Regions from separate parts of the Homo sapiens genome. Here region 2 is linked to region 1. Evidence: chromatin loops called from intact Hi-C (ENCODE). Cell type or tissue: heart left ventricle. All regions are shown on one strand.

Region 1 (8,000 bases):
GAAGTAAGCAGAATGTTCTCCTGGTGCTGATCGTGGAGTTGCCAAGTTCTCTTCCACTGAGAAAAACAGCATGCTTTATCCTTGTGTATCTAGACCCTGGCCTGAGGATCTTTAATAAGTACCTCCTGGAAGGGAGTCCCATACCCAGGAAGGTTGGAGAAGCTCCACTTTGCTGCAGCCTTTGAGGAAGTAGATGCAGGACCTGGGTCCCGAAAGGGGGTTCCACAGCTCTGGGACTCTGATTCATGGTGCTGCTCCTTCTTTTGTCCACCCCTGCCCTTAGGGTCCCCTGTTCCATCCCTCCTGCAAGACATCCTAACTGACTGAAGAAGCCCCGAGGGGTGTGCAGGCACAAACTGTGGTTTTGTGGCATGGCAAGGTGAATCCACTTCCCCAGAAGTCAATACCAGTCCCCGCTGCAACACAGCCCAATCTCACTTCTTCCCTCAGAATAGAATAGAAGGTCTACTGTCCACTGCTCACTCCCAAATCCTGGAGTCAGTTCTGCCCACGGTGGGTAGAGAAACTTGTCCCCACCAGAAGAACAAGCACAGGGCTAGCTGCAGGAGCTAATGGGGGTGTTCTGGTATCTTGTGCACAGGGTACTTAGTGGAAAATGAGCAATCAGCAGCTGGGGCATGAGTGGGGGGTGGGAGGGCACCATCCAGAACCTGGCAACCTGCACCACTAGATCAACAGCATCACCTGCTGGCCACAGGATGCCACACCACTCTCCTCCCATTCTAGGCCCCAGAGAGCCCTCCCTCAGGGGGCACAAAGACGCAAAGAAGCCCCCTCCTCAGAATGCCAGGAGTCCTGGGTCCAGCAGGTCCTCAGGGGAGCCCCTCTTTGAAGCCCGTAGAGCCAGGACTCTGATTCTCCTTTGAAAATATGCAGCCCCCATGTTGACCAAACATGAATCTCTGACAGCACACCCCCTCCTACACCGGCTCCCAAATGCACACCTAATATTTTTATTTTTCCTAAATGTTTGTCTGTGGTTCCCCAACATCTTTAGAGGCCCTCATAATCTTTTCCCTTCCAGTATAAGCTCCTAGAGAGCAGTGACTATTTCCTTCTGGACTGACTAGATCACCGACTCACATTACAAAAGGCTTAGGAAAGTGTTTTATGAACGTGAAGACTAACAGCCAGCAGTCATTGGTGCTGGAAAGGGCTGTGCTATGGCTGGTGCCTCTTCCCGGGTATAGGAATCCTCATAGCTACCCTGTACTGAGGGTCTACCAAGTGGCGGGCATGTGATGCCCCCTCTACCGAGATGCTATCTCACTTGATCTTCACCAGGACTCCAGGACACAGAAGCACAGAGAGGTGAAGCCATTTGCTCAAAATCTCACAGCCGCTAAATGGTAAAGCCAGGGTCCGAGGCCTGGCAATCCGAAGGTGGAAGCCGTCTTAGCAGTTATGCTACACTGCCTCCCAGAAGCCCACATGGGCACACACGCTGCTGGTAAGCACATCTTCCTTGCTGAAAGCACGCCACAAGCAGCTGCTCACTCAGCCTTCCCGCCTCCTCCTTAAAAGGCAGAGACTGCTGTACCTGCTTATAAGGCAGAGACTGTTGTACCTGCCCTTTTCCCTGGAATCCTGCTCACGTACCAGGTTTCCCTTGCATGACCCGCTCAGCCTTCATTTTCGGGACCTCCAGGCCTGCCCACGAACAGGTGCCTATGAAGACACAGAGAACGAGGGCCCTGAAGGGCGGAGGAGGCAGAAAACTGATGCGAGCGCTAAGAAACAGCAGCGAAAGCCCACCCAGTCGTTTACTCCTTCCACGAATATTTCCTGAGCACCGATGTCACGCACCGTGTCTGGGGCAATGGGGAAACGGCAGTAAAGGAGGAGGCGCATTCTAACAGCCGCGACGGTCCGCGGAGAGAAGGGGGCGACTGACCTCGCAGAGCGGCCGTGCCCACAGGGCTGGGAGGGCAGCTGCGGGTGTGGACTTTCTGCACTCACCGCCCGCCCCGCGAAGTCCTGCCCTGTCCTCCCCACCGCGATCAAACCCACCGGTTGGGGACCTTCGGGCTGCGGACCTTGTTGTGGTCCAGAGGCCCAGAGAATAAGCTCGAAGGAGGCTGACGGGGGAGGGCAGTGGCTCCGGGAGCGAGCGGGGACGGGCGCTGGGCTGGGAGGGGGACGCGGGGCTGCGGGGGATGCGAGGCTGGGGGGAGGAGCTGGGAGAGGAGCCTGGGACTGCGGGGAGGGGCGGCGGGAGGAGCCCGGGGCCACAGTCAGGGGAGCCTCGCGGGCGAGGAGGGGGAGGGGGAGGGGGATGGAGGGTGCGGGGGTGAGGGAGGGGCGCGGGGTAGGGGGTTCAGGGGTGCGGGGGTGGGGGAAGGGGTGGGGACCCCGAGCCGCCCGGTGCCCCGCTCCGGTTCCGGCTGGTTGCGGCGAAGTTTCCCAACTCGCCGAGAGCAGCTGCTGCCTTCTCTTGCGTTTGTTTTTCCCCTCTCGGGATGGAAAATGAATTTCGAGCATCGCTGCGGAGCCTGCCAAGTAATTGGAAAACATGTCGAACACTGCGTCTGGCTGCCGGGCGGAGGCGGGGTGGCCTCCCCGGTCGAGGTTCCCGGTCCCTCAGGGCAGGGTGGTGCCGCGCCCTCCCCAGGCCGGCCCGCGAAGGGAGAAGCCGCAGAAGCCTCTGGGCGTCGGGCCGGGGGTCCCTCGGGCCCGTGGATGACGTGGGTCAGTGGCCGAGCGCTGCAAGCCGTCGCACGGTCGCCTGGTGGTGCGGGCGCCTCGCCCGCCCTGGCCGCTGAGCCCCGAGAGGGTCTGGGCTCCCGTGGGCCACCCCACTCCGCGGCCGCGCGGCGCCCTGATCGCGCGTCTCAGGCCCCGCTGGAACCCGGGGCCTCCCTGCCCGCTCCACTCCTTCCCGCGGCGCACCCCCGCCCTCCGCCTGCCCCTGCCCTGCTGGCCCCCCGCCAGGCAGCCTCTCCCGCATCGGAGACCACCCGCCCGGTTTTCATGTCCCGGTTTGGCTGGGTGTCTAAACTCCGCCTCTCGGGATGGGACAGAGCCCCACCCCACCTCGCAGTGGACACCCCAGGACAGTGGCTTGGTCTTCACAACACTGGGTGCGGTTCATGGAGCAGCACCTCGCATTGCTCCCTGCAGTGACCCACGCAGGAGGCCGCCTGCCCTGGTGGACGTGGGCACACCCTCCCTGTCTCTCTGGTGTTCCCGAGCTTGACTCTGCCTGGACGAGTCTGTCTCACATGAGACCCCCCTGTCTCTGTCCAGAATTAACAAGGTCCTATTAGGAAGTGACCTGCAAGACAGAGACAGGCCAGCACCGCACATTGCCACCCCCACCAAGCAGTCCCTTGATAGACCTCCACCTGCGGCCTCCTGGACTGGCTTCCCGCCCACCTGCCACCCCCAGCTCTCACCTCTCCCCTCAAAGGATCCATGACCACAAAGCCTTGATTAGTTCTTTCAGCTCCATTTAACTACACAAATGGCTTGGTCACAGCTGACTGGTCCCAAATTTGCCAGTGATTTTCTTTTAATTTACCGTAGCTCAGTCCCCCTGTAATACAGGTAGAGGAGGCATATTTGTTCCCAAACTCCCCTCCTGGGGTTAATCATGCACAGAACAAAACTCCATTTGAGCCACTTAATGATTTCATTTCCACCCTAGGTTTGATGGAGCTGCGGCTATAATACTAATATGGGTCCCTCTCTCCCCAAACTCCAGATGCGCGCGAGAGACAGACAGTGGGAGCCTGTGGGTGACTCAGCCATTCCTGTCCGGCTGCTGCCCTCCAGCCCCTTCTGCAAGCCGTGTGTTCCCCCTCTTTTCCTGGGCCCATCTTCTCTCCCCTGGGAAGCCAGACCTGACCAGCGTGGTGCTCTTCCATGCTTCCTCCCCCGGGTCCTCTGCCAGTTTCATGGGGTTATTTTGCACCCACCTGTCACCTCTCAGCACCTGACCCACCTCCCAGCCTCTTCTCCTGCCATTCCTCCCACCACACCCCCACCCACCATACCGGCATTCCAGACATTCAGACAGCCAGGCCCAGTTCCCTAACCCTCCTCCATCCTTGCGACATGGACTGGACTTTCCCTTTGCCTGGAGGACCTCTCCTTGGTTGTCAGAGCCTGGCGAAAGCCTCTAAAACTCTGCTTAAGCATCACTGCCTCTGGGAATCAGCTGACAATTTTTCTCTCAAGCAGAGAAAACCACTCCCTTCTGTGCTCTACCATTTATACCCTTTTGGCTTATTTTCACACAATATTTCATTATTTGTTTGCAGTCAGCCCTTCTACCCATTTGAGCTCCTTGAGAACATAACAGAACATTCACCTGGGTATCCTCACACAGCACGGGCCCAGTGCTGGGCATAAATGCTCCACAAATGTTCTTGGAAAGAATAGGTGCTATGTGGTTCAGGCAGGTGGATGTGAACTGTATTCATAACAACACGAAGACACTCAGAGGTGCTCCATCTTCAGAGGCTTCCCAAACGGTGCTAAAATCTCTACTGGCCCAGCCTGCAGGAGCTGACTCAAAGGGAAGGCCAGGTCACCGTCAGGAAATGTGGTTTTTGTGTGGAAACGTCACCATCTGGTGGTTTCTAGTGAAACAGCTTCTCAGCTGCAATAGTGGAGAGAGAGGGCTTCCTCCCTTTGCTTGCTTCCCAGGGCCACTAAGTTCAGAGAAAGGTGCTCCCTGCAGCAGCACCATGGGCTCTGGCAAGCCAAGCACCGCTCCCTGCCTTCCCAAGAAACCTGAGTGAGCGTTTGGAAGGGCACAGCCCCCTCAGGGCTCTGAGGAAGGCCGGCTTACCTCCTCTCCACCCCTCTCCTCCGCTGACATCCAGGCTGCAGCTATTCTCGAGCAGGCAGGACCCCCTTTCCAGCAGCCTGGGCTTGTGCCACTTCTCTGCCTTCAGTGTTCTCCAAGCTTCCCCTGGACCCAGGCCCTGTGTGTCCATCACCACTGGGATATCTGATGGGGACCCAGACTCAGGACCCAAGTTGAACTGATTTCCTCAACTTAGGCCCACCTACCTGAGCTAATGGCAGCACCATCCCCCAACTGTGCCCCCAGGACCTTTCTTCTCCCCCACTCCAGGAGCCATGTATCGCCAGATCGCCGCTCCCATCTCACACGAACCTGCCACTGCCCAGTGGATCCTTCCTGGGCTCTCTGCCGCCGTCCTTTGGCACAGCCTGTCTCCACGTGTAAAATCACTTCCTGCTTTAACATTCCTGCACATCCTGTTTCCTGTCTCTGCTGGGATAAGGCAGGATCCTTAACCAGGTCTCCACTTGCCACATGGCCCAACCGGCCTCTTGACAGCCTCCCCCATGCCCCCTCTCACTCCCTCTCTCCCATCTAGCCAGAATAGGTTTTTGGTGTGTCCATGAAGCCAGACTTCTCTCCCCTCTCAGAGCCCTCTCACTTGCTGCTGCCCAGGGCTGGCTGCTCTCCTGCCCCTCTGCCTGGTTACCTCCTACTCATCCTCTACTCCCTCGCCCTACCTTACTGGAGCATGCAGGCAAAGGGAGGCTGGGAGGGAAAGGTGGTGGGGAGAGAAAGTCCAGGTGTCCTGGCCCCTAGGAAGAGTGGGGCAGGGGAGGAACCTTAGCCTCTCTCCCTTCCTTGTGCAGTGTCTGGCAGGTAAAGCTCACCACCAACAACAACCGAATTGATCCTTCACCCAGCTCTGCTGGAGAGGGCAGGGGTTAAGGACACTGGCTCTGGCATGAGACCATTTGGATTCAAACTCTGGCTATGCCATTTCATGGCTGGATGACATCAGGAAAGCTATTTAGCCTCTCTGGACTGACTGTCCCTCATCTGTAAAATGGGGATGACGATTTTAAAATAGAAATCTAGGTTCTCTTCTCTGAGTAAGGCAAGTTCCCATTATATGTAAGACTTCACCTTTCAAGTAGTTATGAAAATTGTGACTCACAACTAATGAGTTTGTGTAAAATTCATCTGCCTCATCAAAATGAAAGTTCTACCAGGGCAGGGACCAGGTGGGTCTTATTTATTGCTGTATTCCCAGGGCTGGTCTGGGGTGCACACACAGCATAACAAAGTGGTCAAGAAAGCCAGGCTGGGGTTCTAGCACTCTCCAGTCACCAAAGTGACTCTGGTCAAGGTACTTAACCTACGTGTTGTGTTATCTCCTCTCTAATAATAATACTAATATCTATGCCAAAGCCTGCTTGGCTTAGTGCTTGGATACATTTCAAGTCCTTGGATAGGACCAGGCATATAGAAAGTGCTCAGCGAACATCAGTGGTCATTCTCGTGGACACTCAATAAATACTTCAATAAGACTTCCGGGTTCTAGTTTGATATTTAAAGAGCTTGGAAGTCATCACTCTCATCCTAACAATAAGAACTGAATAAATTGAAAATCAACAACTCTTCTTAAATCCCTCAGAGAACTGAGCTCAGAAGGCAAACCACTGACCTGAAGACTGGAAAGGCAGAAAGTTGGATACAGAGACTCACAACTTACTGGACAGAAGACCAGGCACACAAAATTCCACAGGAAACAGTGCTGGGCAGGAAAACCTAAACTACCTAAACTGTAACTGACAAATTGCTGGAGGCTAAGTGTGGACAATGTTGACTATTAAAAAGTCCAGGGCCCAGTCATTGGGGGGATCCCCACACTTTCATGAGTTTTGCCTTTAGGAGCTCTACTAGCTCCTCACAATGAAAAGAGAAGGGGAAAGTAGCCATTTTTAAATATGTCCAGAGCATTCTGTTCTCCTTAACAAGAGCCCACCCTCAAGGGAAACTATTTTGCCAGGGCCAAGCCAGCCTGGGAGAAGGGGAATACCCAACTCCAGACCCTCCCCTCTAGCCTTCCTGTCTTTCCTAAGGTCAATGAGGGGGGAAGCTGAGAATCACACAGAAAGGTCACAGCCCAGAGGGAAAGGCTCACTAAACACTGAGAACTAATCTTGCAAATATAGAACACTTCCCCTCCCACGCACTTATCACCACAATATAGGCTTCCCATATTGTGTTAAATTATTATATAATTATGTAATCCCTGGTTATATAATAACGGGATTACAGCAGAAATAACTGTAAACCTCAGACTCTATTTAAGAAGGAGCCTCTAGGGACACTCAAAGACAACAAGAAAGACAAAGACAAGGATGCCAGAGGAAACCTTAACCTCTGACATGCTACAAAACCATAAACACAGCCTCCCAGCCAGGTAAACATACAGCCTCACACTAATGGCCTATTTACCGCAGCTCCTTTTCCTGATAAATCATGTCCTGCTTTCCCCAAAATAATTACAAAGCTTGCTAAAAATATATATACATAGCTTTATGAGACAAAGCAAGTATAGAAACCAGTCAGATATGTTGGAATTATTAGACTGGGAATTTAAAACAGCTATGAAAAATATGCTAAGGGCTCTAATGGGGAAAGTGGACAACACGCAAGAACAGATGGGTAATGTAAACAGAGAGATGGAAACTCTAAGAAAAAAAGTCTAAAGAAAATGCCAGTAATCAAAAACACTATATAGGAATAAAGAATGTCTTTGAAGGACTCATTGGTAGACTGGACAAGGCTGAGGAAAGAATTGGAGTTTCAAGAAATGTCAGTAGACAAAAACAAGCAATGGGGAAAAGATTCCCTATTTAATAAATGGTGCTGTGAAAACTGACTAGCCATATGTAGAAAGCTGAAACTGGATCCCTTCCTTACACCTTATACAAAAATCAATTCAAGATGGATTAAAGACTTACATGTTAGATCTAAAACCATAATAACCCTAGAAGAAAACCTAGGCAATACCATTCAGGACATAGGCATGGGCAAGGACTTCATGTCTAAAACACCAAAAGCAATGGCAACAAAAGCCAAAATTGACAAATGGGATCTAATTAAACTAAAGAGCTTCTGCACAGCAAAAGAAACTACCATCAGGGTGAACAGGCAACCTACAAAATGGGAGAAAATTTTCGCAACCTACTCATCT
Region 2 (8,000 bases), 310 kb before region 1:
AGCCATAGATGCCACTCTCTGCTCAGAGGGGTCTAGGCGGTGGGCCATGTGGAGGTCATACATGCTTTGCATCGTGATAATATTTGTGAACTAGTTGCATCTTGGTGGCCACAAGCTACTATGGCGTCCAATTAGCGCTTTTCTAAAATGCCTGATTTCTTCCAGGAGGAAACAACCACAGACAGAATCCAGAAGACAAAACACAACTAGGGCTTTTTGTAATATTTTTGAAGGGTAGAGAAACCGAGTTATTCAATTTTAAGCCCTACATTAGACCCAGAGAGGGCACCAGTTAAGAGATTGAGATTATTAGACCGCCAAGAAGTATGGGATTTCTAAAAACAACCTATTCCTTGTTCCAGGACAAGATCACACCTAAACTGAAAGAGATAGCATACAAGCAGGAACCTGAGGACGGACGCTCTTCTCAGCACTCTCCCAGGAGTGTTGGTGCTGACAGTGGGGAGACTTAGATTTCAGTTCTGCAGATTCTGACTCCCACCTACAACTTTCCTTTAAAAGTTCCCAAGTGCATTCGTGTCTCCATTCCAACCAATATTTCCTAAGTTCCAAGGCACAGCCATCTCCTGCCTGAACTACTACAGTAGTCTTCCGACTAGTCTATCCCTTCCTGGTTTGTTCTCTCCCAATCTATTCTGCCAACTGCAACAAGAACAAGAATAAAAAATGTAAATCATGAATCACATCAACAGAGTTCCATTATTTCTAGGATAAAGACCAAAATGATTCACATGACCTTCAAGGGCTGTCTTCATCTTCTGACCCCTTACCAGGCTGCCAGCCTCATCTTGGCCCATGCTTTCTTCCTCTACACTCCAGTCAGGTGGGAGAATGTGCTCTGATTCTTCATGCTATGGGACTTTGCCCGTCCTGTTCATTCTGCCTCTTCCTTTGGTCTTTGCTCTTGGGTGTGGATAATTTCTACTCCTCCTCCTTCAAATCTCTGTTCAATTGTCACTTTCATAACCAAGGCTTCACCAGCCTCCCTGGCAAGATCAAGCTCTCCTGACAGACAATCACAGCACCACACACCTCCCCTTCCATAGTTTCATGTCGGTCATGATTTCACAACTGTCTGGGTGTTTGTTTGACGCATGTCTGTCTCTCCCTCTGGACTGTAAGCTTCATGAGAGCAGGAACCATAACAATTTCTGTTCAGGCATACATTCCCAATGCCTAGCATAGTATTTGTCACATAGTAATCACTCAATAAATCACATGTTGAATAAATAAATGTGCTTGGTACTGTAGAGTATTCAGAGATGAATAAGTCAGGATGTCCGCCATTCAGAATCCCACAGCCATACAACAGCAAGACCGTGAAATAGGCCAGACTGCGATAAGTGAGTAGGTGCAAGAAGTGATACAGCACCCTTTTTTATATCCTGTGATTTGCTAAGCTGCTTTTTACCTTTTCCATATGAACATCAACCCGTTTAAGCATTGATTGACCATTCATGACCTTCTGCTATGCAATTGCATTTTTGTATCTCTAACCCAACATTGCACTTCCTATGAACAACAGAATTCTCCTTTTGATTGGTACAGTTTTTGCTTGTTAGCACCATGGGCCTGACTCTAAATTTCAAATAACTGGGGCCATTTCAGCAGACACCCTGATTAAACGTGCTGAGTAATTTTAGTTTGTATTAAACCAATAGCCCACATTAGGGCCCACATCTGTGTTTACGGAACGACTCACACTCTCAGGCGTGTCTGTCGCAGTGTGCGATGTGAGATCCAAAAGTGTGCTGCTCCAGCTCTGTGCTGCTGCATGTGTGTTTGGTCGGTAGCTCAGAGCTGGTGTTTATTGACAAGCAAGAACACTGGAATGAGTAATCATTATAAGCATTCCCTGCACATTCCCGTCTCTCAGAAGCAAGGCACATCCCCAAGCTTCTTGCCCTCATTCTGCAGGGGACAAGCTGCTGGGCAGGCCAAACTGGGGGCCTCAATGCCTTTGAGGACTCAGTGGGATGGAACAGAATGATTGCCTAAAGTAAGTGAGCACTCAGTGTTTATTTATTCATTCATTCATTCTCTCATTCATTTGTTCAACAAATACTGTTTGAGCACTTGCTCTCTCCCACCCGTGCTAGGCACTGAGAACATATTGGAGAACAAAACAGGTGTGGTCTCTGCCTGTATAAACAATGGTCTAGGGAGGAAAGAGAGACATAAAACCAAGAATTAGTTTGAAATACATGGACTCACAGTTTTAGAAAAGAGAAGTCTGGTTCCGAGGACTTGCACAATAAACAGGGAAGCCTCGCCTACTTTGAAGCATAAAGAATGAGCTCCTGGGAAAGCAGCATTTAAGCTGAGTTCTGAAGGATGGAAAGGATGTGTAGCCAGAAAAAATTATAAGAGGATCAGAATTTTCCAAGCTCAGGTAACCTGACAGGTGAAGCCCTTGAGGAAGGAGGGAACAGGCCTTGTCTACGGAACTGTGATTGTCCAGAGTGACTAAAGTCCAGAGCTGGAAAGGCAGAGAGCTGGAGATGAAGCTAGATGAATGCAGGGCCAGATCATGGCCTTGTGGGTCATTTGAAGTGTTTCGAAGTCTATTCTAAAGTCAACCGGAAGTCTACATAGGGTTTTAGGCAACGCGAAGATCAGATCACAATAGGGTGACATCTACACTGCCTACCTCACAGTCTCTTAGTGAGGAACAAATGAGACCAAAGATAAGTTTTTCCAGGTGATCCATAAGGAATGAGACCACTGTGTTTCTAAAACCGTTAGTAACTCCCAAGTGTGGTAAAACACCATTTGTAAATTCCCCAGGAATAAAGGTTCCAGAATGACCGCTCAGGCCACTTGAGAGACTCTGCCCCTTGAAGTGCCAGATAGCCTGGTTTTCTCCACGTTGGAGTTCACTGTGCAATCTGATTGTCACTTATCGTTTCCCATGCTAAGTGCAAGGAGCCATTCCAATCAACGGCCTGTGTCCCACTGCATCAATTCATCTTGGCCTTTCCGGGGGTCTCTCAGCACAGCATCTCCGCTCATTAACGAGAATGCGCCTGCATCATAATGATAATCCTTTGCACTTACCCAGCACATTGCCCAGGGGGTTCTCAAAGCATTTTGTAAACTTTTAATTAAGTTAGGCTAGTGACTGCAGGATGGTCCCCAGCCTCTCCGAACCAAGAGGTCTGGGGTGGGGGTGGCGACAGGACGTGATGGGAGACAAGCAAAAGCCCTGCCTCTAGCACCTACTTACTGGCTCTGGGGCGCAGAGGCGAGTGGGTGGATGTGCAGGGAATCTCTGCGTTGCTAGGAAGAAGCACTCACACATGTATGGCCGTGTCTGGCACAGGCAGCCTGTGGGCCTCCTGCCATGTGTGCCCACAGGGAGAGCACCAAGGCTGGGGGCTAGAGTTGGGAGTTCTGGAAAGGCAGATATAGAAGGCAAGAGGGAAGACTTGCTTTCCTTAAAGAGCTGTGAATGTGATTTTGAGAGTAGCTAAACTCTGGCTTGGAAATGCATGTGTGCCTTGCGTGTATATGTGTGCAGGAAGGGGCATGCATCTATGGTTGGCAAGGGGGTGGTGAAGAAGAGAGGAGGGAATGTATGTTCACATGCTTAGAGGAAGGCAGTAGCAAGCACATTCATCTTCAAGCTTCTCTCTGGTTTTGGATTTCTTTTGGCTCCCTTCTCAGGGCTACCTTTAATCCTTCCCTGAGCCATACAAATACCACCATCTTGGGGTATCAAGTGAGTGGTGTATAAATCCAGCAAGTGGAACTACATCCATGCCCTACTGTGTTAGAACCATCCCCACCCCTCAGGGAAAATGCAGAGGCAACCAAGGCTTTGCAGATAAGTAGCAAGTTGTAAGTCTGGGTCTCCCACCAACAGCATAAAAGGCAAGAGGGACAAATGTCCTCAGGACCTAGCCCTGCACTGAGGACTGGGATCAGAAGGAGTGGGAGAGCAGAGCCGCCCCAAGGTGAAGCCACCTGCCTGGCCCTCTCTGTCTGGAAAGTGCCAGTCGGTATCAGAGGTGCTAACATCCACTGCTCCTGACAGCCTGGCTTGTCAGCAGCCACAGACCATCTGGGGGCTGACACTTGAGCTCACTGACAGGAATCACAGTTTGCTTCCATATCTCTCTGTCTCCAGCCCCAGGCAGCTGCAGGCAGATGGCAACAGTCCATCTGCAAACAGGGCTGCAGGCTGATGGGGTCCCTGTCCAGCGGACCAGCATCAGAAAAGCCAGTGCCCATAGGCCAAAGGCTATTAGATGGGGCTCCTGGAGTTCCAGCTGTCCAAGGCTGACATACAAGTCCATGTATCTAGCACCCCACCAAATATACCACAAAGCAACGTTTTGAGAGACCAAAGGTGCCATGTCTGTTGCCTTAGTTTTCTACAGCAGAAAAACTAAGACCTAAAAGCTCAAAGTCAGAATGCATATTTTATTGGGGGTCAAAAAGAAGAAAAAGCTTAACAATTTCCTGTTTTACTCGATTAATGATTTTTGAGGCAGGAGAATATCTTAATACATTGTTTAATCAGAACGTATATAAAGTCTTGTTCAATAAATGAAGGAGTAGATTGTCTTTTACTAATTTTCATCACTGTGACAAAGACATACATATATGGTCAGTATGATTCTACCTTATCTTCTCCCATTTTTAACAATATGGAATGTCCTCTCCCCTTCTCCAACATGCGAGTTGCCTTCTCTCTTTACCCTATTCCTAGAGGACCAGGATGAGTTTTTTTATAATAAAAATTTAGAAGTGTTTATTTGTTATCATCTAACCTAGGTGTTCAGCTACTCTGTGCAGTTGGAAACAAGGTTCATACATGGCTGGAACCCATTCTACAGATTGGTAAACTGAGACTTAGAGAATGCCTTGAACCAACCAAATAAGCCTCAAAGAGCCACTAATCAAAGAGATCACTCTCAGCTTTCAGCATACTTAGAGGTTTGGGTGGAGTCCCACTTAAAGGGAAGTGCACTCAGCCCCAGGCAGCCCTGACACAGATTTGAGGCTGTAACCACCAGAGATAGTTCCCAGTAGCTGGCATGGGAGACCCAGGCCCAGAGCTGCTAGACAACAAATGCAGGCAAGTGCCAGCTGTCTAAAGAATCTCCTTCTGTAATTTTCTAGGTTACAGAGATGTGGCCAAGGGTGCTAAGAATTCGAGAAAGCACAAAGGCAGACAGGACCGAGGGAACATGGGAGAACCTCAAGCCCGTCGGGATCTCTGATTAATCTCAGGTTGAGTAGTGCTGCCCAGTTCCAGGCTACTGAAAAAGCCATCTTCATGAGGCAGCTGATGCTATCTCCTTCTCAGCACCTGCTATTGCCACTGGGCCCATGCTGAATGCAGATGACGCAGTCTAACCTTATTAACATGTCGATCATTTTTAAGGGATTGAGGGCCACATGATGGCGTGAATCCATGATGGGCTAAAGGACGATGGGAACTTGCTCATGACCAGATGCTCTGTCCTTGTTCCTATCTCTTTCTTAGTGAGTCTGGCGCGTGGATTCCCCCACTAGACCCCTTGTGCACATCAGGCACTCTTAGCAGGTTCGCCGGCTCTGGGCTGGTGAGAGGCTAAGGAGCAGGAAAGGAATTCATCAAAACTTGGCTGTAGAGCCTGCCCCCAGGCCTTACCCCAAAGCCAAACATCCCAGCCCAGAAACTCAAGATTTGGGGACTTCCCTGAAGGAAGAAGCAGGAAGGTGTGTGCTAGAGAAGGAAGAATCCTAAACCTCGGGGGATTTTCTATCCAAGCCCAGGGTTTTCTGACCCTAAACGGGCAAAGCCTGTTTAAGGTGCAAGAGATGAAGTTGTACCCAGAACCTGGACTCACAGATCAGCGCATGAAGACACAGCTCAATCCAGGTTGGGTAAATGGGGACCCCTCCCAGCTAACTCCCCTGCTTAGAGTCACAAGACGAAGGAGATACAAACAGGATGGGCCAAGAAGAAGGGGACAAACAGGAAGTCATGGTCTGAATTTGAGCAAAGAAGTCTTCCAAGTTAGCAATCCTTGCATCATGGTGCTGGCCCCTGGAAGGACTTGGGCAGCACTGTGCCTCAGGAACTGAGCCTTGGCTGCTGGCAATGACAACATCTTCTTGCCCTTACTCCACCCTGCCCCATGGCCACAGAGCCATTTCTCAAAGCTGGAGGAGAAAAGACAAGAAGAAGACAGGTTTTGACTCAAATACTCAAATACTCAAATACTGTAGGCCATGGTCACAGGTTTTAAGTGACAGACAGAGTGGTTTGCAGGTAATCAGAAGGACCTGGGATGCTAGTTCAAAATGCTTCCGTCTGAGACGAGGACAGGGACTCCACATTTTAACCTGCCTCTCTCCTCCTAGGTGATTCTGATGCACATATCTAGCAGTATTCGCTTCCTGCTTCCTACAGAGCCCCCAGACCCAAGGTCAAGAAGGCCACCAGCCCAGACTATCTCTCTCCTCCTACTAGAACAACAAAATTACCCCAACCAGGGGTGTCCAGAGCCTCGGACTGTGCCTCTAGCATGACAAGTCAGTTGGCCACGGGCCCTCTGCCCTGTCTTGGGTGTGGGCTCATCTCAGTCTCCACGTGGTGACTGTCTTTTCCATCCCAGAAATTCTGCCTAGAAAAGCTATTTGTGATATCAGTGGAAGGTACCAGGCGACAACAGCATTAACCTTAAAATTACTCTGGGATGGATACATGTTTTACCAAGAAATAGAAGCTGCAGAATAAAATGGCATTGAGGCCTAACCAGGTCAAGGTTCCATTATTACATCAGCCTTTGGTTTTTAGACGCAGTGAAAGTAAGTGGCTAACGAGCTGGTATTAATCCCTGTGGGAGAAAAAGCATCATCATTTGAAACAAAGAAAAAAAAGTCTAAAGCTATAACAGGAAGTAAAAGAAAAGAGAAAGGAGAAGTCGCAAGTAAGCCATGGCAGCTCATCAGAACTTCCGGATCCAGCCAGGTTTCCCACAGGAACCCCTCAAGATGCGAAGCGTTCTTTCACCGACACCTTCTAAGGCTAACTTTTTCTCCTCCCCGTTCTTGTTCTTACCGGGCTCCTGACACAATTAGCATAAGAGTAGCCCTCAAAGCAGGTAACAGACTCTTCAGAAAGAGGGCATGTTGCAGTGATGTCCACACCCTGCTCTCCCCCAGAAGATGGGGGCAGGGGGGTGGGGGGGATAGCTTGTCATTGTCGTTCATCCACCATGCTCAGGACGGTCAGGCAGGGGTGCAGGTTCATCCTCCTTTCCCTCAGCCGGCTTTAGTTTCGGGTACTTCTCCTGCAAGCAAGTTCTGCCTGCTCCCCACCAGTGCAGTGCCACGGGACCCCTAGAAGGAGGTCTCACCCTGGCTCCTGGCTCCTTCAGGGCGCGCTGCAATGCAGCTTCTGCAGACTGGGGCTCACCCCCCGCCTTGCTTTCTAAAGTGTAATGTTATGATTTCTGCCATAAGGGGCGCATCCATACAGCCAGGATTCCCTTGGGATGGGGGTCCTGATCTTTGCTCCAGCACAGTGAGAGGAGGGGAAGCGGGTATGAGGAGGCCCCCCGGAGCTGCCATCCAGCTGGGGACTTGCCTACGCAGGAAAGTTTGTCTTCTCCTGCCACGGACCCAGTGCACCCACCTAGCTCCCTCTACCAGGCTCAGGCAGGTACTGAGTGTTCCGTTGGCTCTGCCTTCCCTGCTGAGCACAGCCCCCAGGCTGGACCCCCTAGGATGCTGCTGGAATCTGGAATAACAACAACAGCAACCCCCACTCTGAACTTCTTGGTCAGCCTAAAACAAACAGCTGGGAACATGGTTATGCAGAGCCCATCCCTGCTTTAAAAAGTGCCATCTTCACAAGGTGTTACAAAACATTACAGGCTGGATTACTTGTTTTAGTTGATCCTCTCTTCTTTCTCCCCAGTAAACTTCCATTTTTCTGATTTCACTTTGGCATCTTAGGACTACTCAGGGAATTATATTAT

Evidence for each region. A loop is a pair of places that touch in the nucleus more often than their neighbours do. Peaks named below come from ENCODE experiments on the same cell type or tissue, not always from the same donor. Only the 100,000 strongest peaks of a DNase experiment are listed, where the experiment ranks them.
Region 2: it touches region 1 in a loop (2.7-fold over the local background); 3 of 110 quality-filtered maps call a loop at or near these places.

What each region holds. Positions count from the first base shown.
Region 1 is chr11:133,830,784-133,838,783 of GRCh38, forward strand. It overlaps a transcript of SPATA19 not described here. Among named protein-coding and RNA genes, the nearest start is that of SPATA19, 11 kb to the right of the region's middle. In heart left ventricle, CTCF peaks have their summits at 707 (motif pointing left) and 4,602 (motif pointing left); no DNase peak of the experiment used is centred here; H3K27me3 peaks cover 1,206 bases.
Region 2 is chr11:133,522,899-133,530,898 of GRCh38, forward strand. The region is part of intron 1 of OPCML (opioid binding protein/cell adhesion molecule like); the gene reads right to left. Among named protein-coding and RNA genes, the nearest start is that of OPCML, 5.6 kb to the right of the region's middle. In heart left ventricle, no CTCF peak of the experiment used is centred here; a DNase peak (open chromatin) is centred at 4,099; H3K27me3 peaks cover 3,018 bases.